Linked DNA regions of Mus musculus: all the other regions are linked to region 1. The links are chromatin loops, found by intact Hi-C in ENCODE. Cell type or tissue: heart. All regions are shown on one strand. Links, peaks and the distances in the headings refer to the core of each region. The heading gives the core; the rest is flanking DNA.

Region 1 (10,551 bases), core at 776-8,775:
GTGAGGCAGGTACTCCTTCATGTCTTATGATCCCAATACTTCCATTGTGTGATCATCAGGCTGACCAAAATGGCTTTGGAAAAGAAGCCCCTCATCCCCATCGCTCCCTGTTTTTTTTTCCCCTCTTTTTTTAAATTAGGTATTCAGTTCATTTACATTTCCAGTGCTATCCCAAAAGTCCTCCATACACCCCCCCGGCACTTCCCTACCCACCCACTCCCACTTCTTGGCCCTGGAGTTCCCCTGTACTGGGGCATATAAAGTTTGCATGACCAATGGGCCTCTCTTTCCACTGATGGCCGACTAGGACATCTTCTGATACACATGCAGCTAGAGACACAAGCTCTGGGGGGTACTGGTAAGTTCATATTGTTGTTCCACCTATAGGAGTGCAGATCCCTTTAGCTCCTTGGGTACTTTCTCTAGCTCCTCCACTGGGGACCCTGTGATCCATCCAATAGATGACTGTGAGCATCCACTTCTGTGTTTGCTAGGCCCCTGCATAGTCTCACAAGAGACAGCTATATCAGGGTCCTGTCAGCAAAATCTTGCTAGTGTATGCAATGGTGTCAGCATTTGGAGGCTGATTATGGGATGGATCCCCGGCTATGGCAGACTCTAGATGGTCCATCCTTTAGTCTCAGCTCCAAACTTTGTCTCTGTAACTCCTTCCATGGGTGTTTTATTCTCAATTCTAAAAAGGGGCAAAGTGTCCACACTTTGGTCTTCGTTCTTCTTGAGTATCATGTGTTTTGAAAATTGTATCTTATATCTTGGGTATTCTAAGTTTCTGGGCTAATATCCATTTATCAGTGAGTACATATCATGTGGGTTCTTTTGTGATTGGGTTACCTCACTCAGGATGATGCCCTCCAGGTCCATCCATTTGCCTAGGAATTTCATGAATTCATTCTTTTTAATAGCTGAGTAGTACTCCATTGTGTAAATGTACCACATTTTTTTGTATCCATTCCTCTGTTGAGGGGCATCTGGGTTCTTTCCAGCTTCTGGCTATTATAAATAAGGCTGCTATGAACATAGTGGAACATGTGGAGGACTTCTTACCAGTTGGAACATCTTCTGGATATATGCCCAGGAGAGGTATTGTGGGATTCTCCGGTAGTACTATGTCCAATTTTCTGAGGAACCGCCAGACTGATTTCCAGAGTGGTTGTATAAGCTTGCAATCCCACCAACAATGGAGGAGTGTTCCTCTTTCTCCACATCCTCGCCAGCATCTGCTGTCACCTGAATTTTTGATCTTAGCCATTCTGACTGGTGTGAGGTGGAATCTCAGGGTTGTTTTGATTTGCATTTCCCTGATGATTAAGGATGCTGAACATTTTTTCAGGTGCTTCTCAGACATTCGGTATTCCTCAGGTGAGAATTCTTTGTTTAGCTCTGAGCCCCATTTTTTAATGGGGTTATTTGATTTTCTGGAGTCCCCCTCCTTGAGTTCTTTATATATATTGGATATTAGTCCCCTATCTGATTTAGGATAGGTAAAGATCGTTTCCCAATCTGTTGGTGGCCTTTTTGTCTTATTGACAGTGTCTTTGCCTTACAGAAGCTTTGCAATTTTATGAGGTCCCATTTGTCGATTCTTGATCTTACAGCACAAGCCATTGCTATTCTATTCAGGAATTTTTCCCCTGTGCCCATATCTTCAAGGCTTTTCCCCACTTTCTCCTCTATAAGTTTCAGTGTCTCTGGTTTTATGTGGAGTTCCTTGATCCACTTAGATTTGACCTTAGTACAAGGAGATAGGAATGGATCAATTCACATTCTTCTACATGATAACCACCAGTTGTGCCAGCACCATTTATTGAAAATGCTGTCTTTTTTCCACTGGATGGTTTTAGCTCCCTTGTCAAAGATCAAGTGACTATATGTGTGTGGGTTCATTTCTGGGTCTTCAATTCTATTCCATTGGTCTACTTGTCTGTCGCTATACCAGTACCATGCAGTTTTTATCACAATTGCTTTGTAGTAAAGCTTTAGGTCAGGCATGTTGATTCCACCAGAGGTTCTTTTATACTTGAGAAGAGTTTTTGCTATCCTAGGTTTTTTGTTATTCCAGATGAATTTGCAGATTTCCCTTTCTATTTCATTGAAGAATTGAGTTGGAATTTTGATGGGGATTGCTTTGAATCTGTAGATTGCTTTTGGCAAGATAGCCATTTTTACTATATTGATCCTGCCAATCCATGAGCATGGGAGATCTTTCCATCTTCTGAGATCTTCTTTAATTTCTTTTTTCAGAGTCTTAAAGTTCTTATCATACAGATCTTTCACTTCCTTAGAGTCACGCTAAGGTATTTTATATTATTTGTGACTATTGAGAAGGATGTTGTTTCCCTAATTTCTTTCTCAGCCTGTTTATCCTTTGTGTAGAGAAAGGCCATTGACTTGTTTGAGTTAATTTTATATCCAGCTACTTCACTGAAGCTGTTTATCAGGTTTAGGAGTTCTCTGGTGGAATTTTTAGGGTCACTTATATATACTATCATATCATCTGTAAAAAGTGATATTTTGACTTCTTCCTTTCCAATTTGTATCCCCTTGATTTCCTTTTGTTGTTGAATTGCTCTGGCTAGGACTTCAAGTACAATGTTGAATAGGTAGGGAGAAAGTGGGCAGCCTTGTCTAGTCACTGATTTTAGTGGGAATGCTTCTAGCTTCTCACTATTTACTTTGATGTTGGCTACTGATTTGCTGTAGATTGCTTTCATCATGTTTAGGTATGGGTCTTGAATTCCTGATCTTTCCAAGACTTTTATCATGAATGGGTGTTGGATTTTGTCAAATGCTTTCTCCACATCTAACGAGATGATCATGTGGTTTTTGTCTTTGTGTTGTTTATATAGTGGATTACGTTGATGGATTTCCGTATATTAAACCATCCCTGCATCCCTGGAATGAAACCTACTTGGTCAGGATGGATGATTGTTTTGATGTGTTCTTGGATATTGCCTCATTGTGTAAGAGAAATCAAAAGGATGGGATGAACTACAGTTTTAACTACAAAGGAACAGAAAATAAAGTGGGTCAGACAAATGTAGACAAGACTGTCTATGGAGAGACCTAAAGTGTGAGAAATGGGGGTGGGTGGGAGGGATTGGACAGTTGAGTGCCCAGAATTAGAGAAAGTACACAGAAAGTAAGCCAATCCAAGAGATAAGATAACTTTGGGGTATGGCCACTTGCAGTAAGTTGACCCCAGAGAGAGAAGGAGAACGTAGACAGGTGGTAGAATGGAACTATGAGTCAGAACATAACAAAGAGGCCAGGCTGTCCTAGGTTGCTTTCTATTGCAGTGATGAACACCACCAGTAAAAGCAACGTGGGGAGAAAAGGGTTCATTTCAGACAGCTCACAGTTCATCACGAACTCAAGGCAGGGCAGCAACTCAAGGCAGGGACTAGAGGCAGAACCTGAAGTGGAGGCCATGGAGAAACCCTGCTCTCTGGCTTGTTCCCTCTGGGTCACTCAGTTTGTTTTTTATACAACCCAGGTCCACCTTCCCAAGGTTGGCACCACCCATAGTGGGCTGGGTCCTCCCACATTAATCATTCATCAAGAAAATGTCCCCACACTTGCCTCCAGGCCAATCTTATAGAGGTATTCTCTCAGCATCTGTTCCCTCTTTCCATGTGACCCTAGCTTGTGTCCCGTTTACAAACAAAACAAAATAAAGTACAAAAACAAACAACCTACCAAGAAAAAAAAAAAGTAATCAAAACCTAACTAACAAGCACATGGGTGTAAGGGGATATAGCTGCCCAGAGGGAAGCCACCTATGCCTGTGGATCTTGGCTTACAGTGTTGAGTTTTGGTCAGGGAATAAAAGTTTAAGGTATAGCTGTGATTTTTAAATAGGAGGATAAAGTACCATAAGACAGAAAGAGATATGGCCAGGAAAGCAAAGTGAAGGGGAGGTTGCTAAAAAGCAAAGTGGTCCTCCACCTGGAGTACTGAGAGCTGTGTACTCTCCCAGTCCATTTCCTGGCCCAGACCCCTTATTCCTAGCCAATGGTCATCTCCAGTCCTTTCCTCCCAACACTTCCTCAGCGTTCTAGCCACACCAGCCTCCCTCAAATGTTCCAAAGACAAATCCCTTGGACTGATGGTCACTTGGACTCTGCCACCCTCAACCCCCATCACCCTCCATCTTTATTCCTGTTCTCCATCTCTTAAACTCTCAGCTGAAATAAAAATTAGATTTCACCTGTTTCCTTCATTCACATCCTGATAGAGGTTGGAGGAGACGAGGGAGATACAAATGGGGTCTGTGCAAAGGATGGGAAGTAACCTATCCGAAGAGCTCCAGCAGGACAGACAGTTTTGTGTGCATACATGCTTGCATGGTTATATATAAACTACTTAAGGTGGATTGAAGGCGATGTAAGAAGGTTCACAGAACGTAGAGCATTTTCACAAGTTTTGTATCAGAGATATACTTTGAAGAGGAAAAACTGTTTTAAGGTTCTTTTGTTATCCTAGAGCAGAGACTATATAAATACATACTCCACTTAAATGGTGAAAGCTCTAACAGAATGTGGCTCCAACGCTTTTTGCAGGCAGCAATAAATACAAATTTTAACTTGTAAGCCGTCTGGAAAAAGAGCAGTATAACTACCCATAAATCTCCGCGTGGCGCGACGCACCCTGGGAAGTGTAGTCGCATCTGGGGTGGGGGTGGGTGGTTGGAAATCACTTTCCAGAGACACGGCCTCCTCGGCATGGCGGTGCCCGTTCGGAGCGAGTTCGTTTACTCTGTGCTGTGGCCGGGGCGGGGGTCTGGGCTATAGGCAGTAAGTGGGGCTGGGGAACTGGGCGCAGGGAGGGACGAGGGCAGCGTAGGGACGACGCCGGCGGCCTGGGGAGAGACGCCGGGCCTCTGCTGGCAGCGCGTCAGGGGTCGGGCCGCGGGGACGCGCGCCTGGTCGCGCTCCTGGGCGCTGGGCGGCTTGGTGGGCGGCAAGGCCTCTGGAGCGGCGTGACGGGAAGCCAGCCCGCGAGCTAGCTCGAGGCCTGCCTCGCGAGTTCCATTTCTTGAGCTTTTGTTCAGAGGACTGTGTTGGGAAGGAAGAAAACTGCATTTTGGCCATTCCTATCACTTAAGAGAGTGTTCTCAGCGTTTTACCCCAAATGTCCCTTCCCCACACAAGAAACAGAACAGATTCCCGCAGGTCCCCACTTCTGCAGTTGGATTCCTGGGTATGTTTTGGAAGGCCATTGGACTCCATGGCTCTAATGACCAGAGTTTTTCTTCCTCAAGGTACTTACTCCTGGCTCTCTAGTTTAGGGCCAAAGTGCTGAAACTACTGTCAAGATTAATGTGATAGGGTTAAGTCACTGAAACGCTGTGATCTGGTACTGTGTATGAAGGGATGGGGGAAGCTGAGATTTCATAATTGATGAAGGCTCCTCCCCTTCTCTCCCCCCCCCCCTCATTTAGTGATGTGGAATCCAAGAATAGTTATCGGTTCTTGTGGGTCAAGCCCTTTGTACTCAGTAACCTTTCTTTTGTCATGTGACTGGTTTAATTTACCTATGAAAAATACGCAGCCCCATTTTACATAGAAGTAAATGTTAGCTAAAATAACTTGTCCAGGATCACACAGGTTAATCAGGACCCCGTGTAGGTAGGAAAGACAAGTCAGGTCTCGCTTTCTCCAAAACACAAACTACTGTGTTTTCTGAAGAACGATTTAACAAAACAGCTACGCTCGAATAATAAGAGAAAATTGGGGGTGGAGGTACATTTAAAGAATGGAAACATTTATGTAACATATTTTCTTTAAAGGATAGCGTTTAGTTCCACCATGTTTGGGAACCTATTTGAAGAGGATTATTCCAGTGTGTCAAGTAGTCAGTATGGAAGAGGGAAGAAATTAAAGACTAAAGGTTTGGAGCCGCCTGCCCCTAGAGAATTCACCAATTTAAGTGGAATCAGAAATCAGGGTGGAACCTGTTACCTCAGCTCCCTTCTTCAGACGCTTCATTTCACACCTGAATTCAGAGGTATGCTATGTGACATGCATTTGAATAATATGTACCGTGGGCTTTATATGTAATTAGTTATGAAAAAAACATAAAAGAAAACGAATCTTAAGGTGGATTCAACAATATGTGTTTCATTGTTGCAAAGAAAGACATATATTTGCCGTTCTCTGAAGAAAATTATGAAGCTTACCATTTAAAAAATCTATTCTGTGTAGTGATGTAGTGTTTCATAACAACAGCAGCAAAAACAAGGCAAGGTATTTCTAATTCCCATAATTTGAAATACAACATAAAGAGAATTCTCTCATCTTTCTCCAGAGTAACGGTCACTTAAGACAGGGTTACACATGCAGCTTGACTTCTGCAGTGGGAAAAGTTGTCACATTATTTATACACATCCATAGTTACATATCTGCATTTCTGAGATTCAGAGAACTCTGATTCTGAGCTGATCTGTACTGAATTTGTTTGGCCTCAGAAGCTAACCTGGCTGAGGCTTCTTGGGAGTTTTAGTTCTCTCAGGAGTATGAACACTAATATATTCACAACAGGAATGTTAATCTGTTTAGTTAGCATTGTCTGCCCCAGACCTTGATAGGAATGAAAAATAGTGTACAGACACCTCCTTCATCACTCAAAAACCTGGAAATTATGAATTTCAAAGACCCAAAGGAATTGAAGTAAGGAGCTTTGTAAAGGAAACAGAAACAAAAACCTACACAGATTAGCTGTATTAGACGGCTGTGGTGAGTTACCGAGATGACAGACTATTTCTCCAGAAACCACATGCTGGAAGCCAGGCAGTCTTCACCAAAGCCTTTATTTCTTGCCTATTTCTCAACATGTTTGTCCCATTCCCATCTCTACACTCCAGCTTCCTTCATTGGCATCTCTGTGTCCTTTGATTCCAGCATGAGCCTTGTTTGACCTGTGCATGATCCGGATTGGGGGGGGGGCGGTGTCCAAATATTCATGAATATGTAGCTCATGTCTATTCTGACGACAGTCTGGTTTGGCTTGTACTTAAATGCCGAGTTCTCACTACCACACCGTTTATCAGATCTCTGGAATGTTCTGTTTCTCTGAGCTAGACTTATTTTTCTAGCGATTTAGGACATATTTACTGTTGTCCACATCTAGTGTGCCATTCTAATGCAGTGAACTGACAGATTTCAGAGTGGTATCTTGTGTCCTTGACCTCAGCCTCTATATAAAGTTGCCTCCTGATAGTAATTCTACTCTTCAGAATTTTCAGCATTACTAAGCAGTAATGAAGAAGGATATAGACCTTCCAGGTTTTAATAGGGTTGAAGTTAAAAGGCAACTTAAAGTAAAGGCAACTTAAAGTAAAAAAAAAAAAAAAAAGAAAAAAAAAGAAAAAAAATAGCCTTAAGAACAGACTTGAGAGCATGTAGGAGGTGGAGCAAGAGAAGGGTCCCAAGTTCAAAACCACATGAGACTAACCCTCTCTCAAAACAAAATGAAGAAAAAGAAACTGAATAGTAGCTATATGGCACACACCTGTAGTCTCACACACAGGAGATTAAGGCAGGAAGATTAAAAGTCTAAGGCTGGCCTGGGCTATCTAGTGAGACTGTCTCAAAACCCCAAAAAGAGAAAGAGAAGGGGGGGGGGGAATCAAAGTAGATCATGGAGAATACCAGGAGCTTGAGAGGAATAGACAAGTCCTTCCCCGTCTCTTTTAGTATGGAGTACAGTTTATTTAGGGCAATGGGTGGGGGGGAGGATTGAGGGAGTAGAGAGAGAAGAGGAGTAGAGGCAGGCCATGAGCATGTGGAGAGAACGTGGAGGGGGATGGGAGGGAGGGAGAGGGTAAGGGGAGCAAGAGCAAGCAGAGAAGAGAAGAGAAGAGAGCAAGAGCCGTAAGCTTCTCGCATGTCTTCAAGCACGTAGTTTGGCACTGGATGCAGTGTGCACTCTGCATGGTTCAGCATGGTCCTGCCGTGGAAGAGAGGAGCAGGTATAATCTGGAAAGAGTAAGGAGGAACAGATACTGAAAGAGGGAAACGGGGATGTTTTGTGTAAATGTCCTTTGTGGGGAGTGGTGTTCCATTCTATTTCCAGTACATTGCAGTGCGGAACAGTGGGAGGCTAGACTAGAAATGAGTGGTTTTGTTCCTTACCCTGTAGGCTTTTCTGCAGAGTAGGCACCAATGTTCTTCAGTAAAGAGATCTATTCACTCCGTTTATCACTTACCTCAGTGGAATGTGTCAAAACACTGGAGGCCAGTGCTGGGGCTGACAACTTCATTTTCAAGTAAGGTCATTGCCATGTCTTACTACTTGCATAGAAAGACATTTACACACCAAAAAAGGGAGGTGGGAAGGGTCTCAAGGTAGAAGACGTCCAGCCTGGTCCATAACTTGAATGGTTGGTTAGCAGCCTCACATGTGACATTTTTCTGTCTTCTGTGACTCCTCATAGCTTTTGAATCCCATAGCCAAAGACAGTGAAAACCAATCTTTTTTTTTTTTTTTTAATGCTTATAGGGTTTTTTTTTAAGGGGGTGGCGCAGTGTTAGGTATGGACTCTACCCTTAAACTACACCTTAGTCTTTGGATTTTTTTGAGGCAAAATCTTATAGAGACCAAGTTGGCCTTGATCTCAAGATCCTTCTGCCTCTGCCTCAGGAATATAGTGCTAGAGGATGTCCCATAATGCTCTGCCTGCTTATGTTTTTATGTTCTGTGGATCTGTCATACTGAAGTGTCACTTGATATCTGTCCTTAGATCTGGTGGACAGAAATCTTAAAAGAATTTGAAATGTATAGATAAAGGAGATAAATATTGCCTTAGTCACTTCTAAGTCTTTTGCTGATATTGCTTAATGAGGGTCTTGACTTCTTAAACAGTTTCCTAAGAAGAAGCCGTATCACTTACATATCTAACTCTCCTTTTTTGTTTAGAAGCTTTATTTTCTCTTGGTCCGGAAGAGCTGGGTTCTTTAGAGGATAAAGATAAACCTGATGCAAAGGTACTAAATGTATAATTTATTGGGTCTCTTAGAATATTTGGGACTTGTTTAGGGTTTTTGCATGTGTTTGTGTGTTGTGTGCATGCCTGTGCAAATACATGTTTGCTGGGGGAAAGTGTGCACATGTGTGCATGTGAGCATACAGGTGTGTGTATGTGCATGTACAGGCCAGGGGTTGATGTCCTCCCTCCATCATGCTCCACCTTATTTATTCATTGAGGTAGGATCTCTCTCTTGTACTGTTTCAGCTCTCTCCCTAACCCAGTTGTCCCTGTGATCCTGACTGCCTCCTGAGAACTGAGATTAAGGCAGGCCACCACACCCACCCAGCATTTAAGTGGGTACTTAGGGATTTGAACTCCAATGCTCATTCTTTTTTGTTTTGTTTTGTTTTGTTTTTTGGGGGGTGTTTGTTTGTTTGGTTGGTTGATTGGTTGGTTTTTCGAGACAGGGTTTCTCTGTATAGCCCTGGCTGTCCTGGAACTCACTTTGTAGACCAGGCTAGCCTCAAACTCAGAAATCTGCCTGCCTCTGCCTCCCGAGTGCTGGGATTAAAGGCGTGCGCCACCACGCCCGGCTTCCAATGCTCATTCTTATGTGGCAAGCACTTTATCCACTGCAGCTATCTCCCTAGTCCAGGAAATGTTTTTTAAGGAAAGAATTAAGTACTTTATTCATAGAAAACATTTATTACAAAGTATCATCTTCATTGACAATGGCTTGCCTCATAATTAGCAATGAAATTTTCTCCACAAAAGAATAGCTTTTCCAACTACCATGCTGCTATTGCTGCTATTATAAATATGCCTGGCTTTGCTGCGCTTATTTTCAAGGCAAAGGAGAGACTTGTAAACTATCCATGCTAGCTGACTAGAACATTCATTCCGTGCACTAACTTACCATGCACCGAATACAGAGGGGAAACCCTAGAGACCAGTATTTTCTCAACTTAGTGTTCTGGAAATACATTGAAGAAAAATATAGGAGATTGTTTTGTACATTGCTGTGGTGGAATTGTTCAAAGCATAACCCTAAGCATGCTCTCCCTGCTGGAATCTCACTCAGAGGCTTCTCATTGCACTTAGGGTCTTTTCTGTGGCACACTGATGATTTGTGGTACAGGCACATGCTTCAAAAAAAGCTGTGTGGCAAGAGATGACATTAGTAGATGCCAGTTTCTATTCAGTCTGTTGCAATCAATGCTTTTGTAGTATGTATTTTTAATGTCATGGGAATATAGGATTGTCACAGGTGTTCCTGAATGCTTATTGTCCCTCTGAATCATGAAAATTGGCCTGCACACAGGGTGTGAGAGGCCCTGCTTTCTGGCCTGGAGCTAAAAAAAAAGGGAGGCAGGTGTAGGCTAGCTGCTGAGATCTCAGCAACTGAAACATGGCTACATTAACCTGGAATGTGTATGTATGGAGATATTTTAGAGGAAAAAATAAGTATGGGAATTGTATGTCTGTGATCGTTTTTGTCGTTTGCTGGAACCCATTTTAATTTTAATATTGATCTGAAAGGAGAAAACTATCCAGATCACTAA
Region 2 (10,551 bases), core at 2,012-10,011, 280 kb before region 1:
TAAGAGAGAGCCTCATGGATCCCAGGCTGTCGTGGAACTCACTAAGCCAAGGATACCCTTGAGCTTTTGATTCTCTGACTCACCTCCCAGATATCTTTTTTTTTTAAACTAACATTTATTTTCATTTTATGTGTATATGTGAGTACCTGCTTGTGTGTGCATACAATGTCCCAGGAGGCCAAGAAAGCATTGGATCCCCTAGAACTGGAGTTAGAGACAATTTTGAGCTATCATGTGGGTTCTGGGAACCGACTCCTCTTGCAAGATCAGAAAGTGCTCATGACCACTGAGCCATCTCTCTGACCCCATCACACGCCATCCTGAATGAGCATCTATTGCCCTCATCCTCTGCCACCTAAAGTTATGCTGAGAATTTTTGCAACATATTTTTTGCTCTTTTCTTCTTCAGTCCCATGAAAGATTGTCTTTCTAAGAGAATCTCTGGTGACCCAAAGTGGTGGACACAGGAGGAACTGTCCTGACTCACTGGGCAACCTGCCCATGCCTTTAAGACTGGACCCTGTTCAGGCTCCTTCATCACATTTGATCACAAAAAGCAAGTGGAGAATGCTCAAGCCCTGGGCACTGAGCAAATTCAAAACTCGGATCCAGCACTGAGCTCACTGCTGTATTGTACTTTTTTTCTCTCCTTCTTTGTGTGTGTGTGTGTTTTATTAGATATTTTCTTTATTTACATTTCAAATGTTATCCCCCTTCCTTGTTTCCCCTACAAAAAAACCCCTGTCCCCTCCCATTCCCCCTGCTTACCAAGCCACCCACTCCTGCTTCCCTGACCTGGTATTCCCCTACACTGGGGCATCGATCCTTCTCAGGACCAAGGTCCTCTCCTCCCACTGATGTCCAACTAGGCCATCCTCAGCTACATATGCACCTGGAGTCATGGGTCTCCTCCATGTGTACTCTTTGGTTGGTGGTTTAGTCTCTGGGTACTCTGGGGTTACTGGTTAGTCCATATTGCTGTTCCTCCAAAGGGGCTGCAAACCCCTTCACCTCCTTCAGTCCTTTCTCTAGCTCCTCCATTGGGGCAAGGGGAAACCTTGTGTGCAGTCTAACAGAGACTCAAGGAAAGGCCATCCAGAGACTGCCCCACTTGAGAATCCATCCCATAGACAGCTACCAAACCCAGACACTATTGTGGATGCCAACAAGAGCTTGCCGACAGGGGCCTGATATAGCTGTCTCCTGTGATGCTGTGCCAGTGCTGTACTGTTCTTTCTACCTCTGTACTGTTTTCTGGTTTTAAGCGATTAATGATAACTAAAGTGGCTTCTCTATACAGAACACAGATTCTTGCAAAGATGGGGAGGATGTCTCCGTGAGACTGTATGTAACATAACATGAATAGGGATGGTGGTTTTCATGTCCAGGTGAGCTCACTGCATGGGACCAAAGACTGGGAGACCTTTTTGCCAGGCTGTGTCAACAAACTCAATCCCAAATCACCTTACAGAATCCCTTTAGCCTTTGTGGTTGACCAGTTGTCCGTCCACCTGACCCTCATGGCAGGTTGCTCTTTCATCATTTTCTTCTTCTCCTTGTTTTGTGAATTACTGGATTACTTTCTCACCTCAGCATTTTTCTCTTCTGCTTTCTTGGCCTCGATAACCCTTATCAGGTTATGGAAGGATCCGACTCAAGCACTTGCTGTTTTGAAGACCCTTCTAAGATGGCTCCTGTCCTGTCTCATCTTCTACTTCTCTGGGCCATGAATCACTAGGAGGGTAACCATGGCATTGCTCCCCAGGCTCCCCACAAGTAAATTCTAGTAAGCCTGGAAAATCTTGGACAATCTGGGATACCCAGGGCAGGCACAGAGGAGGCTTAGCATATATGTTATAATTAACAAATATTACCCAAGCCAGCAAAGACACCTTGCTGTAGTATAGAAAACTGCACCTTGATGACATGCTTAGACACAAGACGTGCTTCATTGGTTCAAATCACCGGGCATTATTTTTATTCAAATTTCTTCCCTTAACTTTCTGACAGGGGCAGTTTTATTTCAAATTAATATAATTAGTGTTGATGATGATAATAATCGCCTGGAAAGATAACAGAAATGGGACTAGGGATAGGACTCGTGCTTGTGTAGCATGCATGAGGTCCTTGCTTTGATCTCAAGCTCCATATAAACCAGGCATGGTAATGCACATCTATTATCCAAGAACTCCAGAAGTGAGGCAAGAGAGGCTCGGAAGTTCAAGGTCATCCTTGTCTACATAGCAAGTTTGAGTCTAGCCTGTGCTACATGAATAGAGATGATGGAGGAGGAGGAGAGAAGGAAGAAGAAGAGGAAGGGGAAGGGGAGGAGGAGAACAGGATTGAAAGCCTGAGTCTTATTTTAAATGAACGTATAAAATTGATGAAGTCTCAAATTTCTTCCTTCAGTAGAATAGATGCAAATGGGGTGTAGTAAAACTAGAAATAACATTTATCATCTTTAAATAGTTCTTTGTCTGCTATCAAGTACTTTTGAATATATGATGCTCTCTTATGGGTTCATATTTCAGTCGAATGGTACAATAAATAGCATTAAGCTGAGGCATCTGGCATTGCATGCAGAGTGTAGGAGCAGATAGATCAGCCTCAAAGTCTGACTGCCTGTGCTCTGGTAAGGTTCACTACAGTCTATCTGTGTGACTGACCCTGGGGCAAGTTGCTTGACATCAGTCCCTGTATCCATATACAATGGGTATACATTGAAGATGGTGCATGCTTTCTGCATTGTGAAATACAGAATGAATTAATGTTGTGATTCTCAAGCCTAATATACATTGCATTCATTGGAGAGCTTAAGATAAAGACAAACAGATCAGGGGGCTAGAGAGGAAGCTCTGTTCTTGAAGAGGACCAGAGTTCAGTTCTCAGCATCCACATCTGGAGGCTCACAACCAGCTATAACTGTAGCTCAGGGGATCCCAATTAAGATTAGAATGTAGCTTCCTAGAGCACCTGCACTTATGTGCATACATCCCCCAAGCAGATACACATAATTAAAATTTTAAAATTGTTTTTTGTTTGTTTGTTTGTTTGCTTGCTTTTTAAGCCCAGGTCACTTGGGATGGTTCATTTCCAGTGCCAATAGGATTGACTTAAAGAAGAACTAGACAAGCTAGAGATGTCTCGGTGGTTATGAGCACTTGTTGCTCTTCCAGAGGACCTGGGCACGGCACAGACATGGCAGCTCACAGCCGTATGTAACTGACGCCCTCTGCTGGCTTCTACAGGCACTGCATGCTGCAGACATGTGGGCAAAACACTCATATACATAAAAATAAATCACTGTTAAAGGAAAAATAAATAGAAATATTTAGAGAGCTGATCAAGCATGACTTCTTACTCTGTGTCTGTGAGGTGTTCCTTCCCAAAGGCAGGCTCTCTCTCTCTCTCTCTCTCTCTCTCTCTCTCTCTCTCTCTCTCTGTGTGTGTGTGTGTGTGTCTGTCTGTCTGTCTGTCTGTCTGTCCAAGAATATCCTTCTCTTCTTGCTCTGGGAACAGAAGTCCAGGATTTCTAGATTTGACTTCAGGACTTTCACTAACTGACCCTCTGGTCCATTAGCCTCTAATCTGGACTGAGAGCCCCACTATTGGCTTCCCCAGTTCTGAGGCTTTGGGACTTCTAGACTGCGCTCAAGAACCCAGGGTCTAAAGCTTGTAGATGCTCTGTATAAACACATCACAATCACTCTAATGAATTATCCTCAAATAGATAGATAGGTAGGAAATAGGCAGACAGACAGATGAATAGACAATAAGTAGGTAGGTAAATAGGTAGGTAGGTAGGTAGGTAGGTAGGTAGATAGATAGATAGATAGATAGATAGATAGATAGATAGATATGGAGAGAACCCAGAAATACACTTAAGCTTCCACCTTTAACTCCATGCTGGAGGAAGGAACTACCGTGGAAAACTTCAAAAAGTAAACAATTTGAACATTTTAAATCACATGCTGGGCTAAGCAGTGTGATGAAGCCATGCCACCCCCATCCATCCTGCTAAGGACACAAACCTCTCTGTCCAGTGTATCTGAACTGTATATGCTACCCTCCCGCTAGCCCTGTTGGTACCCATCCTGGTTGTCTCACCAATGTTGTAGGGCTTACATTCAAGCTACTCTTCTTTGACTTAATCACAGCACCAGACCACAAAAAGCAGTGATGCAGATAATTGAATCTTGTCATAGAGAAGTTATACATTAAAAAAAAAAACAAAAACAAAAGCAAAGGTTCTTGACTTAATGAGAAAAAAGTTGTATGGATGATGTTGCTAAGACTTAACAGAAGAAAGACAAATCTGCCATCCACAGCATTGTGAAGAAATAGAAGTTTACACTGATATGGTCATAACACCTTCAACTGCAAAAGTTACAGCCACAGTGCGTGCCCCAGGAGAAGAAAGAGCCACATGGGCACATGTTCTAAAAGCAGGCCACTCACGCCTGTGTATTTCACATCTTCTCTGTCCTACTTTAATGTTTCGTGAGCATTTTAATGTCAGATGTATTTCCAAGACTTACAATCCTATTTTAGAACAGCCCATAATATATTGTTTGCATTCATTTGTTCATTGAGGAAATATCACTGTTTCTACCCCTACACCAGACACCATTCAAAGCAGGAAGGCACAGAAAGAGAAGGGGCTTCCTGGCCATTCTTTTCAGGGGTGGGGTAGGGTTGAGGAGGGGATGACCATAAGCAAACAGATGAATATATGAGAGGCTGAGGGATGGCGAAAGCAGTGAGAACAGCTGTTCTAGCCTGGTGTTTGTTGCTATGACAAACACCATGACCACTAGCAACTTAAGAGGAGGAAAGGGTTTGTTTCAGCTTACAGGTCTTGGTCCATCCTAAAATAAAAGTCAGAGTAGGAGCTCAAACCAGAAAGTGAAGGCAGAAACCATGGAGGACACTGATTGCTGGCACTGGTTAATATGAAATATCTGCTTTTCTGTTTGCAAAGGGATCACTACCCTGATAGGGGAGTTAACCACTTGAGACCAATGTTCCTGGGGGTCAGCCAACTCTTAGGCTGACTTGATAAGGCTTGTTTTGTCATCGACTAAACTCCAGCATTAATGACTGCAGAGTTCAAAGTGCAAAAGGCAAAGGTCCACAGGAGTTCCTGCCTAAGAGCACAGGCCCACTTCTGCCTGCTTTGCCCCATTGGGCTTTCCCACAGTTCTTCAGTGAATGGCTCTAATGGGCAAATGGATACTTATAACACCATAACTGAAAGGCGGGGCCTTTTGGCCATTTGAGAATTAGCATCTCTAGGACATGTCTGTCTATGTGCACTGTCCAGAGAATGACTTTCCCTTGAGTCAATCTCCAGCTCCAACATGGCAGCCTTGGTCACCGGGGAACCAGTGCTGTCTTTTGAGACCTCATGCTGCTGAACTCGGGGAGAGAACACTTGTTGAAGTTTTCAGGCATTCGCAGCTTTGAAGCAGTCCTTATGGTTTGCTTTTACCGTGCCAATAAATAGGTTTATTTTATTTTTAATTATGTGTGTCTCTGCAGGGTATGAGCCCTTGCATGCAGTGCCCATGGAGGCCACAAGAGGGCACAAGAACTCTTCGAATTGGAGCTACATGGGGTGAATATTCAACTGAAATGGAAACTGAAATCAGACTTGGGTCCTCTGGAAGAGAAACCGACACTCTTAATCACTCTCTAGTTTCAGCCAATAAAATTTCTCAAAAAGGTAGCATATCTGGACAGTCAAATAAATGATTAGCTAGCTGTTTCATCATTTCTCCAATCTGGCTCCAAATGTTAACTGAATCACTCTAGCCATCTTCTGTCCTCCCAGCCACTTCATCCTCACCCCAGATAATACCAATGGCGGCCCCCAAATTCACTTGTGCTATGCTATAAACACTCAGCATTGACTCTGAGGGGAGGAAGACTGGGTTGTTTGTTTGTTTGTTTGTTTTGCTCTCTCTCACACTCCAAGGTCTGCGGTCTTGACCTAGAAGACCCTTTGCCTTTCTCATCCAGACCAGAGTGGATATCCTAAAAAATGCTTTCCTCTGCCCTTCCTTGGGATGAGTGTGCAAACCCTACAGCCGGGAATGGCTTAAAGCACTTACCCTGCTGCAGGCCCCGGGAACTATGCTGGCCACTCAGAAGGCACCTTCCAAATGCTAGCACCACACGCAATGCTCCTTCACTTCTCCCTTGAAACCTGTGGCTGAGGCAGCAGGGGCTCACTGACTTTCGGGAGGGTTGACGCTACTGTCTTAGAGGTCCTCATCGACTCGTGGGGCGGGTCGGAAGGGCACCACAGCCTGCAGGCATTTGGCACGGTCTTCCTTGACAGTGAACAGGTCACCCTCATCAGGGTTTATCCAAGCATCAAAATTGTGAGTTCTGCACTAGAGTTTATAGCTCCCATGATCCTCTTTGGCTCCAGGCCCCTAGCAGGATTTTCTACCTTTTCTTTCTTCTGCTGTTCACTCTCCTCTCCCCATCTGCTGAGGGCTCAGCCAAGAGTTGCACCGGATTCTCTCTAGCTGCGTGTCGTTCTTTTGAGAAACCTTCCCACTTTAGGAGACCCAGGAAATTTTCCCACCATGCATCTCTCTCTTCATCTTCTTCTGTTTTCTCCTCCCGTGGTGCTAGCCAGCTTTCCTGGTGTAAAGAATGAGAGCACCCCGTAGTCTGCAGGGCATCACTGGCACTACCAGCCATCACGTGCCCATCCAGGTGATGCGTAGATCTTCTCACACGCCTAGCATGCCTGGCAGCGCATGCTTCTCTCTCATCGCGTGCTTCCCAGCATGGGATTTGCTCTGTGACACTTTGGGGTTGAATAGTGAACTAGCTTTTGCACATGTGTGTCTCTTTCTTAAGTCGAAGCCTCTCGTATTCTGGGCTAGCCTGTGAACTTGCTGTGTAGCAGAGGATGGCCTTGAACTCCTGATCCTTCTTCTGCCTCTGCCTTCTAAGTAGTAGAAGTACAGGAGTGCTTCCACTGGTGTGCAACACATGGATTGTGCTGTGCTTGGGGTCCCATCTGGGGCTTCATGTAGTAGTGTGTGGACTGATCTGGAACCCCCTATTTTAACCTACATTGTCCATTACCCGAATGCCTTCATGCTCCTTGATTCTCTTGTGAATCTCCTGTTCTTGCTTTTCACGTGTGTCTGCCTGCTCTCATTGTTCATGTGTTTGTCTGCTTGCCTGCCTGTCAATGCTGATTCACAAGAATTTAGGCACCAAGAACAGAAGCTGTGTTTACAAGGACACACAGAAGCTCACACCAAACCGATTGTGTTCTTTTCAGTATTTCCTTTGATGATTAATGAAAATAAAACCCAATGTCAGAAAAAGGCAAAGTAGGATACTGCAGGGCTGGTTAGCACTGGAAAGCTAAAAACGCTAATTCTTAACACTAGACACACAAAGGCGTGAAACAGGACAAACACACGGGACAGACATACTGACAAATGCAGCAGTAGCTGGCAGGTGGTTGACTAGATCAAAGGTCTAGTAAGACAGGAAGAAAAAGCAATCTTTTTAATAAACTAGAATAACCGTGTGCCGGAGGCAACTGTGTAACTCAGCAACTCTGAAGAGTGTTATCCTTTGATGAAAGACTCCAGGGGCCACACTGTGACTCACACCATTATTTTTGCCTTCATGGACTCCCCTCTTACAATAAAAAAAGGGGGTAAGATGCAAAAATGATAGTGTTATGGCTTTATAAAGACTTAATCAATCTAGGCTGTACCAAATCCGTTTTTATTTCAACTTTAAAATTTAAAATGTACTGAGGCTAGAGAGATGGGTCAGTGGTTAAGAGGCACTGCTCTTGAAGAGGATCCAGTTCTGTCCCCATCACCCACACTGGGCTGTCTCAGTCACAAGCACTTGTAACTCCAGTTCCGGGGGACCTCATGCCTCTGGCCTCCACAGGTCAGGTGCATAGACGCACAGAGAGACACACATATTCACATAATTAAAACTAGAAATATGAACATCTTGAAACTTGAAACATTCCCGCGATCCTTTAAAGCATCCGTGAGGGAGAAGCCCTTGGCGTGTGGAAAGCAGCCCTGGCTGCTGAGGTGACAATGACGCCGTCAGTCATGCAGCTCCATTGGGGGTTGCTTCCACGGAAGAGATCCCCTGGCCCAAGAGGATGGAGCCAGGAGACTGGTCCTCGCAGGTGTCCAGAGACCTGCCATCTTGGTCTAAAGCCAACCCTGAGGCAGCTCACTTAGATCTAGAGCCCCCTAGTGGCCTGGCACTGAGTGAGCAGCAGCCCAGTGCCAGTTTCAACCATTCCTCCCCAACCCTCACCCTGAACTCCCAAATAAATGGCTTTTGTTAAATTCAATCTCAGAGACTCACTCTTCCCAGGGAAATCAGCCTAAGATGACAGCACATTTCTAACACAGCATACAGTGGGCCTCCATGTGTACAGGCAAAGATAAGAGAGAGAGTATGCTCATCCCAGAGTGTGAAGGGCTCATCCCAAGCAGGCCATACCCACTTCTGCGGAACTGTGTCAATGTCTGCTTCATGACCGTCATGCCGACTTTTCAGAGATGTTTTCTCTGACCTTCTGCAACCATAAAGATGACAAAGACACTCATGACACTGATCCTGACGGAGCCCTCTCAGCTGTGGCACTGTCCGTTGCTCTGTCCCCTTCAGCCAAGAGGGAAAGGGACATATGCTTACTCCTATGCTCCATGGCCACAAGCTTCAAGGGCTGTGTGTGACTATAGCAGTTAAGACCGTTCTGGATTCCACCCTTCTCACTTCCAGGATGGTAGAATGGTAGACAAGATCCGTGCAGGTGAGTAGTGCTGAGGTCTCATGGTCTGGCACAGCCATGGGCTCACCTCTGAACCTATCAGCTCTATGATCCTCCATAAACAATGGAGCAAAGTCTCCTGCTGCCACCTGCTCTCTGCAGCAATGGGATAGCTCACCCTAGTCGACCAGATGCTGATTTCACAACTGAACTCTCTGTGACCTTATCAGACACGGTGTGACCTCTCCCTATGATGTGCATTCGATTAGAGGCTGAGAAACATCCTAACAGGTATATAACACTCCCCCACCACCACCACATAAATGGGACTCAGAACTGCGTCTCTGTTTTCAACAGATGAGCTCCTCGTGGGAACGCAACCCAAGGGGGGTGATGTGGAAATTTCCTCACCCCGATTCTCAAAGCTGTCTGAAAGGTTCGTAAGAGCCTCACACTCCAGTAAAAAGGAGAGCTGCAACATTCAAGAATCGTACCCTGTTCTGGTCATTTCAAGGTTGTGGCAAAGAAGTGTGATGTTGTCAGACCCCTCTGGGGCAAAGTGGTCCATTAGGCCTTGTGGGTAACACGGTAGGTGTGCAGTAATAGCCGAACAAGGACACAGAAAGCAGGCACTGGAAATGCAAGTGTTCTGTCCTCCAAAAAGCAGAAGGGAAAGTAATTTAGCTGGGGCCCTGTGCCACAGACATTTAAAAATCTTTGCCCTCAGATTTGCATTAATAACCATTCGGTCTCCATTTGCTGTTTTGGAAACTGGAAAGCTAGACCCAAGAGTTATTCTCTGAAATAAGTTAGTAGCTCTTTTGGACCTCAGAAAAGAATGCATTTCAGATGGAAAGTTTAAAAGGTACCTACAGACTCCTCTCTTCCTCCCTGCAAACCGGCTTGACACATGCCTTCCTGTCCATCCCACGACAATCATTGCAGTGTGGCTGAGAATCAGCCTCTCCCTGGTGCCTGTTCTCAAGCCCCATGCCTGCAGAGTTAGGGAGTCAACATTCCTTAGGAACCAGCTTGCTGGTACCAAGCACTGTCTCAATGGTGCGATCTCCATCACTCTACAAAGGCAATAGTATCCCCGTTTTACGAATGGCATCACTGAGACTCAGACACATTGCCCAGAGTAGCCTGGGTTACAGATTGCGGAATTGGGATCTCAACACAAGTCACCTCCCTCCTTTAGTGAGACAATGAAAAGATCAATAGATCCAAAGCCCTTAGCACATTCTACTCAGTGGGCATGTTACTGTTATTACTAAATGGAAGTAAATTGCCTTTGGAGCCACCAGTCAATCCCATCATATTATCCAAGACAAAACATGTAATAAGAGCATCATGAGACTCACTGATAACTCTGAGGGTTGCTCAGAATGGACGCCATGGTTTGCATCTGGAATGTTCTTCAAAAGTCCATATGAAAGGGGTTGGGGACCTTGAGCCCAGGCATAATGACCAGAATCCTACTTAAACTTGCTGCACAATGCTGTAGGTTGGGAGAGCAAACCTAGTCTAAAACTCTCACATTGCGATTCAGCACACAGAGAGTAACCAAGCAGGTAGTTCCATAAGTCGGATAACAATGAAGCATTAAAGCAATCGTGAATAAAGTCAGCGCCAAACGTGAAAGTCAAACCTTGTAAACGTAAGCCTGTAAACAGATCTAGGAGTGGATGCTGCAGAAGCATAAAGCAGGAAGCAGAAAGTACTAGATGATCTAACCTATACAATGAAAGGGAGGGAGCATG
Region 3 (10,551 bases), core at 512-8,511, 270 kb before region 1:
ACAGAGTGAGTTCCAGGACAGCCAGGGGCTACACAGAGAAACCCTGTCTCGAAAAACCAAAAAAAAAAAAAGAAAGAAAAAGAAAAAAAGGATGAGAATGGCCATCATAGGCTCATATGTTTGAATACTTGGTTCCCAGCTGATAAAACTGTTTGGGAAGGATTAGGAGGTGTGTCACTAGGGGTGGGCTTTGAGGTTTGAAAAGGCTCCAATATTTCATTTCTCTCCCCCTCTTTTTCTCTTTCTAGCTCTTGCTCTCACTCTCTCAACCTTCATGCCCAAAAATCAACATCTGAAATGTCTTGTGATAAACACAGGATGCAACAGTGGTTTCAGCTCCAGCATCTGCCTTGAGATCCTGTCCTGGCTTCCCTCGGTGATACACTGCTACCAGAAGTTGTAGGCACAAACGAACCCTCTCCTTCCTGAGTTGCTATGCCTTTTATCAACAGGAGTGAAACTAGAACACCCCAGTAAAGTGTGGGATGAAGAAAGAACTGCACTGGGGTGCTAGACCAAGAAAAGAGGCTCGAGGGTAAACCCAGAACTTTCCTACAGTAGATAGTTTTTTTGAGGGGCTTGAAAATATGTATAAACTGGAGAGCTGGCTCAGCGGTTAAGAGCACTGACTGCTCTTCCATAGGTCCTGAGTTCAAATCCCAGCAACCACATGGTGGCTCACAACCATCTGTAATGGGACCCAATGCCCTCTTCTGGTGTGTCTGAAGACAGCAACAGTGTACTCATAAATAAAAATAAATAAATCTTTTATTTTTAAAAAATATGTATAAACTACGTGATCTCAGAAAATAAAAAAGAAAAGGGGTGTTTGGGAAGTTATCCATTAATCTCATGCCTCCAGTTAGAAAACTATTCACATATAATGCAGGAAGGGCTGGCCTTTGCATGCTTCAGAGAAAGATGTCATGAGAGTTCTCAGACCCATAAATAATGGGGTTGATTAAAAATAGGTCACCCAAATCGATCTAATTGTGTTCTATTTTTAATGTAAATTCTTCCATTGGTTTTTAAAATGTGTAGCCCATTAAGCCACATTAATTATGACCCTAAGAATGTGTTTGTTCTGCAAAACAGGCCCAAGGTGAGGAGAAAAGGCAATTTTCTACCACATGAAGGTGGAGCAGAAGTATCACCGAAGCCCTAGCCCCATTTTCTCTGGGGGAAGAAATCCACACTTCTGGTAGGGCGGGGGTGAGGGGGCCGTGATGGTAAAACGTGACCCAGCTCTGTGGAGTCAGGGTTAAAATGTCTGGAGCCTCCGTGTGTCCCACTGGGATAAAAGGACTCTGATTTGTATGATGAAGGGGAAAATATGTGATTGCCTGTCCGTGTTCGCTGTTCCATGAATAACACAGGTTCATTTTTGCACAGACAGGCACCCATTCTGGAAAACGTGGCAGAAGAAAACTAATGCTAAAAGTGTTCCATCACACCATCGTTGATATGAATATATCCTGGAAACGCTTTCATAAACGCATACTCGCATCGTGAAAGTACAGATGTTATGTGCAGATGAGATCACTGGCAATTCACCTCACAAAACAGACTGACCCCCACAACAGTGAAGAGTCCAGAAAGCTTTATTACGGCCAGGCAACACTCTGCTCGGCAGAAGGCACACACTGGGTAGAGAACATAGTCCTTTCTTATACAATATTTGTTGCTGGGCAGGCAGAGCAAGCAAGTGGTTTAACAAAAGCAAATCAGAATGCAGTTATAGCAAGGCCATACATAAAGTTTAAAATTAACAGAGACAAGGGTCTAGGTACAGGCAATTAAATCAGTAGTGATTTAAAACGTTATCTCAATCCTGTTATCATGCAGTGCCGAAATAAGACCAAGAGTCTACACAAACCTTATCTCTTCTCCCACTATCTTACTTACCCTTTTCCCTAGTTTACACAAGATTGCAAGGAACATTTTTTGCACTCAGACCTTGACCATTTGTAGCCTCTAACATTTCTTTAACAATATACATTTTCAAAGATTTCTTATATTTAATTTGTATAGGGGGTTTCTACATGTGAGTGTGGGTGCCGATTGGGGTCAGAACGTGTCCCCCAGAGCTGGAGTTGTGGCTTTTTGTGAACATCCTGACAAAGGTACTGGAAACCAGACTTGGGTCCTATGCAAGAGCTGTGCGGGTCTTAAGTGCTGAGTCATATCTCCAGCCACAACACAGACACTTTTAAAGTACCGGTACAAAACATGTTTAGAAACTCCATTTGAGACCTCTCTGTCCTGTCATTCTAAATGTCAATGAATGCAGTTCTTCAAAACTTAATGGAACCTCACACACTCCCACACCCCCACTCTCATCCCCAGCACACTCACAATACTAAATACTGTGGTTAGAGATTTGTAAACACCCCCAGGCTAAATTCCTGCCAAGGTCTTTCATTGCTTAGGTTTCAAAATGTTGACCCATGGCATCAAAGTACGGTGTGTTTTTTGAAAGCCCATTTTACACCATGCTGCACTTTCCTCTGGAAACATTGCATAACAAAGGCTCTCCTGAAGGGTTAGAGATCCATTTCCTCACGCTCACCCTGATAGTTAATATTTGTGGCTGTTGTTAATTATGCTAACCTCCTAGACTGGACATGACTATTTAGTTTGGTCCCTTTTAACTTTCGTAAGTTAACTTACAAAGCAATAGGTTTAAATGTGGCACCTTCCTATGTCCGCCCTCAGACCTTGTTCTTGCTCATCCTTAACTTAGTTTTGAGACAGAGCACTGCCCATTGCACCTCCTCTCTTGTTGACAATTTCTGACCTTTGTCCTTTTCCCTGAAGGGCTTTCTTACTAAATGTTCTTATCATTAACCCTTGGTAAGATTTATTATTACAATATTATATTTATTATTATTTAATACTTAATTTGGTCCCTCTTAACTTTCATAAGTATTTGGGCCAAATTACCTGTTCTGTTTTGTATATGTAAATGCTTTAATTGATTTTTCTCAATGACAATCAGTATTCTGAAACCTTCTCCGCCTATTTGACTAAACATACTTTGATGAGCTATTAATGCCTCTTTCTAACACAGTAGTCGTGAATGATCTATGTGAAGTCAAAATTATCTGTAAATTGACAGAGTCTCGGATATTTTCTTGTTAATGTGAGAAAACACCTAGCAAAAAGCAAAATAAGGAAGGAAAGTTTTACTTTAAGCTTGCAGTGCAGAGAAGTTCAGCCATCAGGATGGGGAAGGCTTGGAGGTGCTCAGGAGACAGAACAGCATATCTAGTTGACGCCACCACCAACGTTCTGAAGCAACACCTTCTCACATCCCCACAGGCAACAGGTTCATACTGGGGTAGGGACAGATTGGATGAGGCAACCGCCATCCAATCCCAGGAGAGTCGGACGACCGACGGCCCTCCCAGAAGCCCAGGATCTTGAAAGAGACTTCCGCGCTTGTTGCAAATACATTGCGTGGGCATCCACAGTCTATGAGCCTGGAAGCTCTTCTTCCCTCCCTCAGTTTCAATGGGACAGCATGAAAAGATTATGGGGGCAGGCTGAGAAGTAGAGAGGCACCTCAAGGGACTTCCTGATACTCAGTAATGATTCCATTAATTCCCATATCGTGATAATCACGTTAATACCCGCAAACAAATGTAGCTGTTATGAAGTCACAGTAAAACCAACTAGTGGGGTTCAATCCCCCAGCTCTGCCAGAAGACAACCCCTCCCAAAAATTCTGAAAATGTTCTAAAATGTTAATCGAAGTAAATGCCCTCATAAAATGGACACCAAATTACCTACCCCCTCAAGGAACAAGATAACAATCAAGAAACAGCCTATAATCAGAAATGGGAGAGAAAGTTTATTTTAAAACCCTAGGATAAAAATCACAGATTCTGTCACGTTTATAATATCGTTCAGCACATTTACACGCGTCTTGTTTTTGAACACTGGCTTTCCAGACTCCTTTCAGGACCGTTATTTGGATCTGGCTTTCCCCAAGCCTTCCCAAGAGCTGGGAAATTGGTAGATCCAGGAAGGAGCCTTGACAGGCAACTCACCCAGAAGCCTCTAGGGGACGCGGGAGTGCCGCATGAAGTAATGCGCATGTTCCACCCGCTCCGGCGGACCCTCCCTCTCGTCCCTCCCCTTCTCGTTTCCACCGGAAGTGCTCCCTGGGAGCGGCGGCCGGAAACGCGGGCAGGATCGGTTGCGTAAATACTTTTGAAAGACCCTATTAGCGCGCGGGGCGCCACGTTTGATCTGTGGACGGGCTTGGGCGGGTGCAGTGCCGGGCAGAGAGCCACGTACGCCATGGAGTCTATGGGTCGGCAGGACCGCAGGCTGCATCAGCAGCTTAAGGAAAGCAGTAGCCGCTTCCAGACGTTAATGAAGCGGCTGATAGCGAAGGTAGGCTGGGACGGCGGCCGAGGCGGGCAGGGCGCGGTGGGCGGGGATCCAGCGCCCCGGAGTCTGACCAGCTCTCCCTTCCCCGCAGTACAACCAGCCCTTTGAGGACGACCCGTTGGTGGAGATGAGGACGTTAACCTACGAGACGCCCCAGGGTACGAAGCCCTCCCTTCCTGTTGGCACTGGGCCAGAACAGTGGGCCTAGAATTTGCAATGCTGCATTTGTCCCCCTTGCTCCTAGGGACCTTGAATCCCTGAGTTGCTGATTTCCAATTTAATTTCTCTGAAAGAAATGCCTGGAGACACAGTGCAGCCTGGTTTTTTAAAATGCCTGGCATGGAAGTTCGAGCTAATTGATTAGCGGTACAAGTGACTCTGTAAAATAAGGATGTTGACAATCATGGGTAAGCCGTATGGTTGTGTATAACATCACCAGAGTACCTGTCAGGCCATTGGAACAGCACCCAGGACTGCTCCGCTCTCATGGGCTTTGCTGTATAAATGTAGACCCATCTGTTTTGGACAGTCCCCATTATCTGCCACCTCTGACGCATTTTATTTAATGTTGTGAGTGTACTTACTACCTTAAACCTCATCGGTTCTCTAACTGGGATAAGTTTGTTATTTGATGAGGTCGTATCCTTCCCTAAGACCCATCCCTGATGTTTGTCTGAATTTATTGATAAAATCGGATTTCGGATCACAGTCTGCCAGGGGTCTACAAGTGCAGTCTGTCTTTTGTCTTATTGGCTGTTCAGGGCACGTGTTGGGTAAGCATTTTAAATAAGCAGAAACTGAACTAATTCTACAAAGAGGTTGCTTTTCTCTGGATGGGATCAGGACACAGCAATATAGGAATCCATAAGTGTGCTGTCTGACTCTTGGCTTTTCTGTGCTCTTGCGGCTGTTTGTGAAGGGGTAGGCAGTGTCTGGAGTATTTTGGACTGCCCATCTGTCTTCAATGATATATTCTGTCAGTGATATATAACTGATGTCAGTTATATGAGAACAGTGAAGTTGCTGAAGAGTTTGAGACTATACAAGTTGGTATAAGAGCCCTCCCTGAGGTCTGGCCAACACATAGACACCTAGGGCTGCAGTTGTCGGTTAACAAATCTATGTCCTAGCAAGCTTGCCATGAATCCCTCATCTTGTTGATTGTTCTGAGAGACACGTTTTTGGCGCGGCCTTTCCTAACATGCAGTAGACTGAAGTCCAGATTTAAGGTGGAGACTGGAGCAGAGAGCTAACTGCAGAGAACAGGAGGGAATCATTTGTGTGTGTTGACAGTTCACCTGGGCATGCACTTAGCACGTATTGTAGAGTTCAGTTTCAAACATGCAACATTAGCACTTTATGCGATTAAATGTAGAATTCCACGGAGAGGGCCATTCAGCAAAGCCTTGATTTGACTTAGCCGTTGTAGTTGAGCATCAGTGTCCTCTGGAAAGGTCATGTCCCACAGTGGTCAGTGCTATCAGACCTCCCAGAATTCACATGCTGGTTCCACTTCATGAGCAGAGAGCTGGGTTAGTCATCTGAACTTTCCTCTTCGCATATCTGTCTGTACAGTGGACATGGTAAGTCTGTCCTGTGGGCTTTTAAGAGGGTATGGGAGTTACATGCCACACGGGTTGCAAATACGAAACGGTGTGTCCTTGCTAAAACCTGGAGCATAGAGGGTGCTGTGTAATTTATTTTTTCTGTTTCTGTTATAATAATATAATCTGAAATCTCCAGACCCACCATTTTTCTAAGTAACTTGTGTTTTCCTTGAGGGATTTAGAAGGACTGAGTGTACCTCACTGGTTCTGCTAGCTGGGGGGTGACGGGGCTGATGCGCTCCTTCAAGCTCCAGAGTTCTCTGTACGTGGGCTTCTCTGTCCTGGGCTTCTAGATCGCCCTAGGAAAGCACTGACTCCCAAGATGAGGTTAAATGTATGCTACGTGTCTCCCCCTACCTCCCAAATATATAACTTAAGAACAGTATGTATTTGGAATATGAGCTGTGTTAGCCCCTCAGGTACATGGTGGAATTGGGTGACCTGCTGCCTTCTGGGTAGGAGAGACTGCCATTAGTGACAAGTTTGTCCAATCTTGGTTTTTTTAAAAACTTTCTCCTTCACCAAACTGACTGACGGCGCTGCCAATGCCTGGATTGCTCTGAACGCTTGCTTGCCTTTCGCTTCCTTCGCTTTGGTTTCCCATCAAAGCGTTTTAAGCGGAAATGCGAGCATTTCAGATTGCTTCTTCAATTGTCACCTTTGTTTCTTAAGGGTTGAGAGTTTGGGGAGGAAAGCTGATGAAGAAGGAAGACAAGGAATACACTCAGGTATTTGCCATCAGGTTTGCCGCCTTCCTGCTTTACTCTAGTGTGTTGGTGGGACTGCATCCCAGCGCCAGAGAGCCCGGAGGCCGGTGTGCTCTGTGATGGGATGACCTCCTCCTCTGCCCTTACCCCTCCTGTGTGAAGATAAACTGAGAAGTGTTTCTTCCACCTCCTGGCTCTTGTCTGCTATTTCTTCATCATAGTCCACAGCAAGCCATGTGTACCGATGCTGGACCAGCTTGGGGACTCTCAGGGAATGTCCTAGAGGGAGCTCCTTAGTTGGGTCCTTACCAAAAACGCCCAAATCTCATTTCCTTTAAGAAAAAAAAAAAACAATGCCTCTTTTCTTCCTCTGTAACCAGGATGGAGAAAGAGGAGGAGGAGATCTCGTACAGAATCGCATGGCCTCCACCTTTCTGTGCCCCTAGACTGAGGGTCTCCGGGTGCCAGGGCTTTACTGCTAGTAAATACAGCTAATGCTGCTTTTCTGGGTGGCATCAACACCTTTTGCCTTCCTGCTGTGAGACTGGCCTTTTGCCCTGGTGATTAGTGAAAAGCTGCCTGGTCTAACGGAGTCTCAGGCAACCATGGTTCCTGGGGAAACCCATTGCCCGGAATGGAACATCAAAATTAAGTTACACAGCATTAATAGCAGTTCTGGAGTTAAGCTTCCTTGGCTGATTATTATAGCCATAGGAGGGCAGAACTGGCTATAATAATCTTAGGTTAGCTGGGCTGCTGTGGATGTATTCACTCGTACCACCTCAGTGTCTGTCTGGAAATTACCTCATGCCCCTTCCCAAGGCGCTCTTGTCGTCATCATCAGCTGTTACATAGTGTAGCTGCCTTTCGATTTTTTTTGAGACAGGATCTCACACTGTCACCCAAATTAACCTGGAACTGGCTGTGTAGCTCATCAGTTCCAAGGCATTTGGCCCTGGCACCTTTCTCTGTTGTGACTCTTGCTTTGTGAAGATGTAAGTACTTGAGGATGTGGCAGTCCTGTGTTTATATTGCTGTTCAGCTCTGTCATGGGGGAAGCCACCAGAGGCGTGGAAATGAACACACCTGGTATATTCCATGGATTGATGGAGCAGCGTGCCCCAGTTCTTGTGGCATCTTCAGTCAAGGCCACAGAATGTGCTGTCTTTACAAATACAGAGACCTCCTTCTTTAACAGCCCAGTGATAGGATGGTAGTCCTGGTATCAAGAATACTTATTTAAGGTTTTTGTTTAAAGTGTAGGAGATCTTCTGCCTGAGATCTGTAGAAATGCTAGAGCTTTTCTGAAGACTAGAAAAGTGGGCACGCATAGCCTGTGGTTACAGCTGGGGACCCCACAGTATTAATGGGGTTTATTATTGGTGATCCCCTCCACCCCCAAGACAAAGGGTTAATGCTGGTTCCAATATGCCACTCTGAGAACTGTGGAAGGCAGGAAGTTAGAGTGGACTCTCCATTGCCCCATGCTGGTTTGTTGTGGGCTCTCTTTGTAGGTACCAAATAAGCAATATGGGGTCTCTGAGGGCGGGGTGCTCCCATGAATGTCAAAAGTTCTGCCCTTCAGGCATTGGAAACCACAGAACTTTGGGGTCTCAGCTTGCTTGGGGTCCAGGAGGCAGGATCAGTTAAGTGCTACCTGGCCACTTCAGGCTAGCACCCGTAGAGCTAGCACCTGAAAGGACATTGCTCCCCGTGCTGTTGTAAAACTGTAGGCAGTCTTTTTTTGTTTGTTTGTTTTTTGTTTTTTTCGAGACAGGGTTTCTCTGCGTAGTCCTGGCTGTCCTGGAACTCACTCTGTAGACCAGGCTGGCCTCGAACTCAGAAATTTGCCTGCCTCTGCCTCCCAAGTGCTAGGATTAAAGGCGTGCACCACCATTCCCGGTGGCAGTCTTTTCTCTAAGAAGCACCTGTTGATGCCCTAATGGAGCCTAGCAATTGATCACAGGCTTTAGAAAGCACAAATGGCTTCCCTGGGGCAGTGCATGCTGGCTCCACCCAGCAAGAGCTGCAGAAGCCACTGTGTGGCCATAAACACACAGTGCATCGATGCATATAGATCCCAGGTCAGCCCTGTGAGTTCCTGAATGCTGCTGCATTCTCTCTGTGACCATTGGAGTTCTCCACTACCTCTGGGAGTCTTGAGGCCCTTTATTAAACAGGTACAGGAAGATAAAACTTCCTGTTCTCTGTGTGTCCTGCAAGGGTTGTGAATATCTTGATATACAGTGGCTAGAAACGTTCTGTTACTTAATCAAGTTTGTGTTTCTCCTGTGAAGGTGATTGACAGATTAAATGGGCAAGCTCCAGAAGGTGGTGAGTATCGATAACCCTGTACACAAGTCCTGGGAGCCAATGAGTGTTGCTTTATTAGAAAGGGAGGGTAGGGACAGGGCCCACTTGTCTCCACTGCCGCAGTGTACCCACAAGAGTTCCTCACTGTTTATGTTTTATCTAGATTGCTAAGCAGTATTTTTAAAAACATAAGTTATCGTAAATTGCCCCAGTATGTCCTCCTAGGTCCTTGGAAGATGGGGAGCCATGTCTCACGCAGTGGTGTTAACGTTTAGTGAGTCTTAGGATTTGCCCTTAAGGATGGTGATGTGAGCACCAGCTCCTATGGAAAGGAACACCCTATCCCCACTCCCCAACACACATACACACACACACCTTTGTAGCCAGTGTCTGTCTTCTCTCCCTTCTACAGGGCTCCCAGGCTGTGCTCTTCCTGTCTCCCCGGCTTCTTCCATTCAGTCCTTTGCAGTCAGATTCCAGAAAGGTGCTCCCCCTTGCTGGCTTGGGTTTGCCGCTGCCCAGAGAGTCCTCCCAGGGTTTATCCTGGCTGCAGAGTCCATCCTTAGGACTTTACTCTGCAGCACACGTCTAATCCAAGCACTTTCAAGACAAAGGCAGGTAGAGCTCTGTGAGTTTGAGGCCAGCTAGGTCTCGTAGTAAGTTCTGAGCCAGCTAAAGCTACATAGTGAGTCTGTGTCACAGAAGGGGAGTTGGGAAGACTTTTTTTTTCCCCCAAGTAAAAGCAGAGAGAAGGTGGTGATGGCTGCTTGCAAGGTTTCCTCATTCTCTGGTATTAATCCACATCCTCTCTCCACGAACACTTAGCTGCAAAGCCTCCCCTGCTGTTCAAAGCTATTCAGAATGGCTCCTTAAGGGCGGCTTTGGATGTGGGGCCATGAGTACCCTGGGGTGTTTCAGTGTTTCCCTTAGCCTGCCTAGCCATAGTTCCCTGCCCAGGGTTCTAGGCTCCTGGCAATCCTGGGCACGAAGGGATCTTCTTTCCTTTAAGCTCTGTGCATGAGGGGGTTTCAGATTTCCCTGGAACTGGAGTTACAGTGGTCGTGAGCCACCCATTATGCGTGCTGTGAACTGAACTCACGCTGGTCCTCATGAAGGGTAGGGTCTTAGTGAAGGTTTCCATTGCTAGGAAGAGACACCATGACCTAGGCAGCTCGTAGGACAACATTTCAGTAGGGCTAGCTCACAAGAAGAGGTTTGCTCCATTATCATCATGGCAGCATCCAGGTAGGGATAGCACTAGAGGAGCTGAGAGTTCTAAATCTTTATCCAAAGAAAACCAGTAGATTGTCTCTTGCACACTGAATGGAGCTTCAAAGCCCACCCCGACAGTGACCACTTCCTCCATCAAGGCCACACCTTCTAATAGTGTCACTCCCTGGGCCAAGCATATTCAAACCACCACAGGCACTTTTAACCCCTAAACCATCTTCCCGACTCTTGCGCGCGCTCGACTGGCCAGGAAGAACGACGCTGCAACAGGATCCTTCTGCACACGTTTATTGGGA

The links. A loop is a pair of places that touch in the nucleus more often than their neighbours do. Peaks named below come from ENCODE experiments on the same cell type or tissue, not always from the same donor. Only the 100,000 strongest peaks of a DNase experiment are listed, where the experiment ranks them.
Region 2: it touches region 1 in a loop (2.4-fold over the local background); 6 of 42 quality-filtered maps call a loop at or near these places.
Region 3: a loop joins it to region 1, with 3 times the contacts of the local background. A loop is called at or near these places in 6 of 42 quality-filtered maps.

Annotation. Positions count from the first base shown.
Region 1 is chr1:88,002,701-88,013,251 of GRCm38, reverse strand. Usp40 (ubiquitin specific peptidase 40) reads left to right here and starts at 4,701. Exons shown (of 32, transcript NM_001198573.1): 1 at 4,701-4,814; 2 at 5,810-6,027; 3 at 8,938-9,005. The coding sequence starts at 5,829. In heart, for the core only: no CTCF peak of the experiment used is centred there; a DNase peak (open chromatin) is centred at 4,791; H3K4me3 peaks cover 1,558 bases; H3K27ac peaks cover 1,776 bases.
Region 2 is chr1:88,282,798-88,293,348 of GRCm38, reverse strand. No RefSeq gene overlaps it. Among named protein-coding and RNA genes, the nearest start is that of Hjurp, 10 kb to the right of the region's middle. In heart, for the core only: CTCF peaks have their summits at 3,252 (motif pointing left), 5,540 (motif pointing right) and 8,270 (motif pointing left); DNase peaks (open chromatin) are centred at 5,498, 6,668, 8,238, 9,788 and 4 weaker places.
Region 3 is chr1:88,271,224-88,281,774 of GRCm38, reverse strand. It overlaps Hjurp (Holliday junction recognition protein), which reads left to right and starts at 4,196. Exons shown (of 8, transcript NM_198652.2): 1 at 4,196-4,401; 2 at 4,490-4,556; 3 at 6,678-6,733; 4 at 9,010-9,046. The coding sequence starts at 4,306. In heart, for the core only: a CTCF peak has its summit at 4,050; DNase peaks (open chromatin) are centred at 3,494, 4,154, 5,904, 7,774 and 2 weaker places; H3K4me3 peaks cover 2,544 bases; H3K27ac peaks cover 2,184 bases.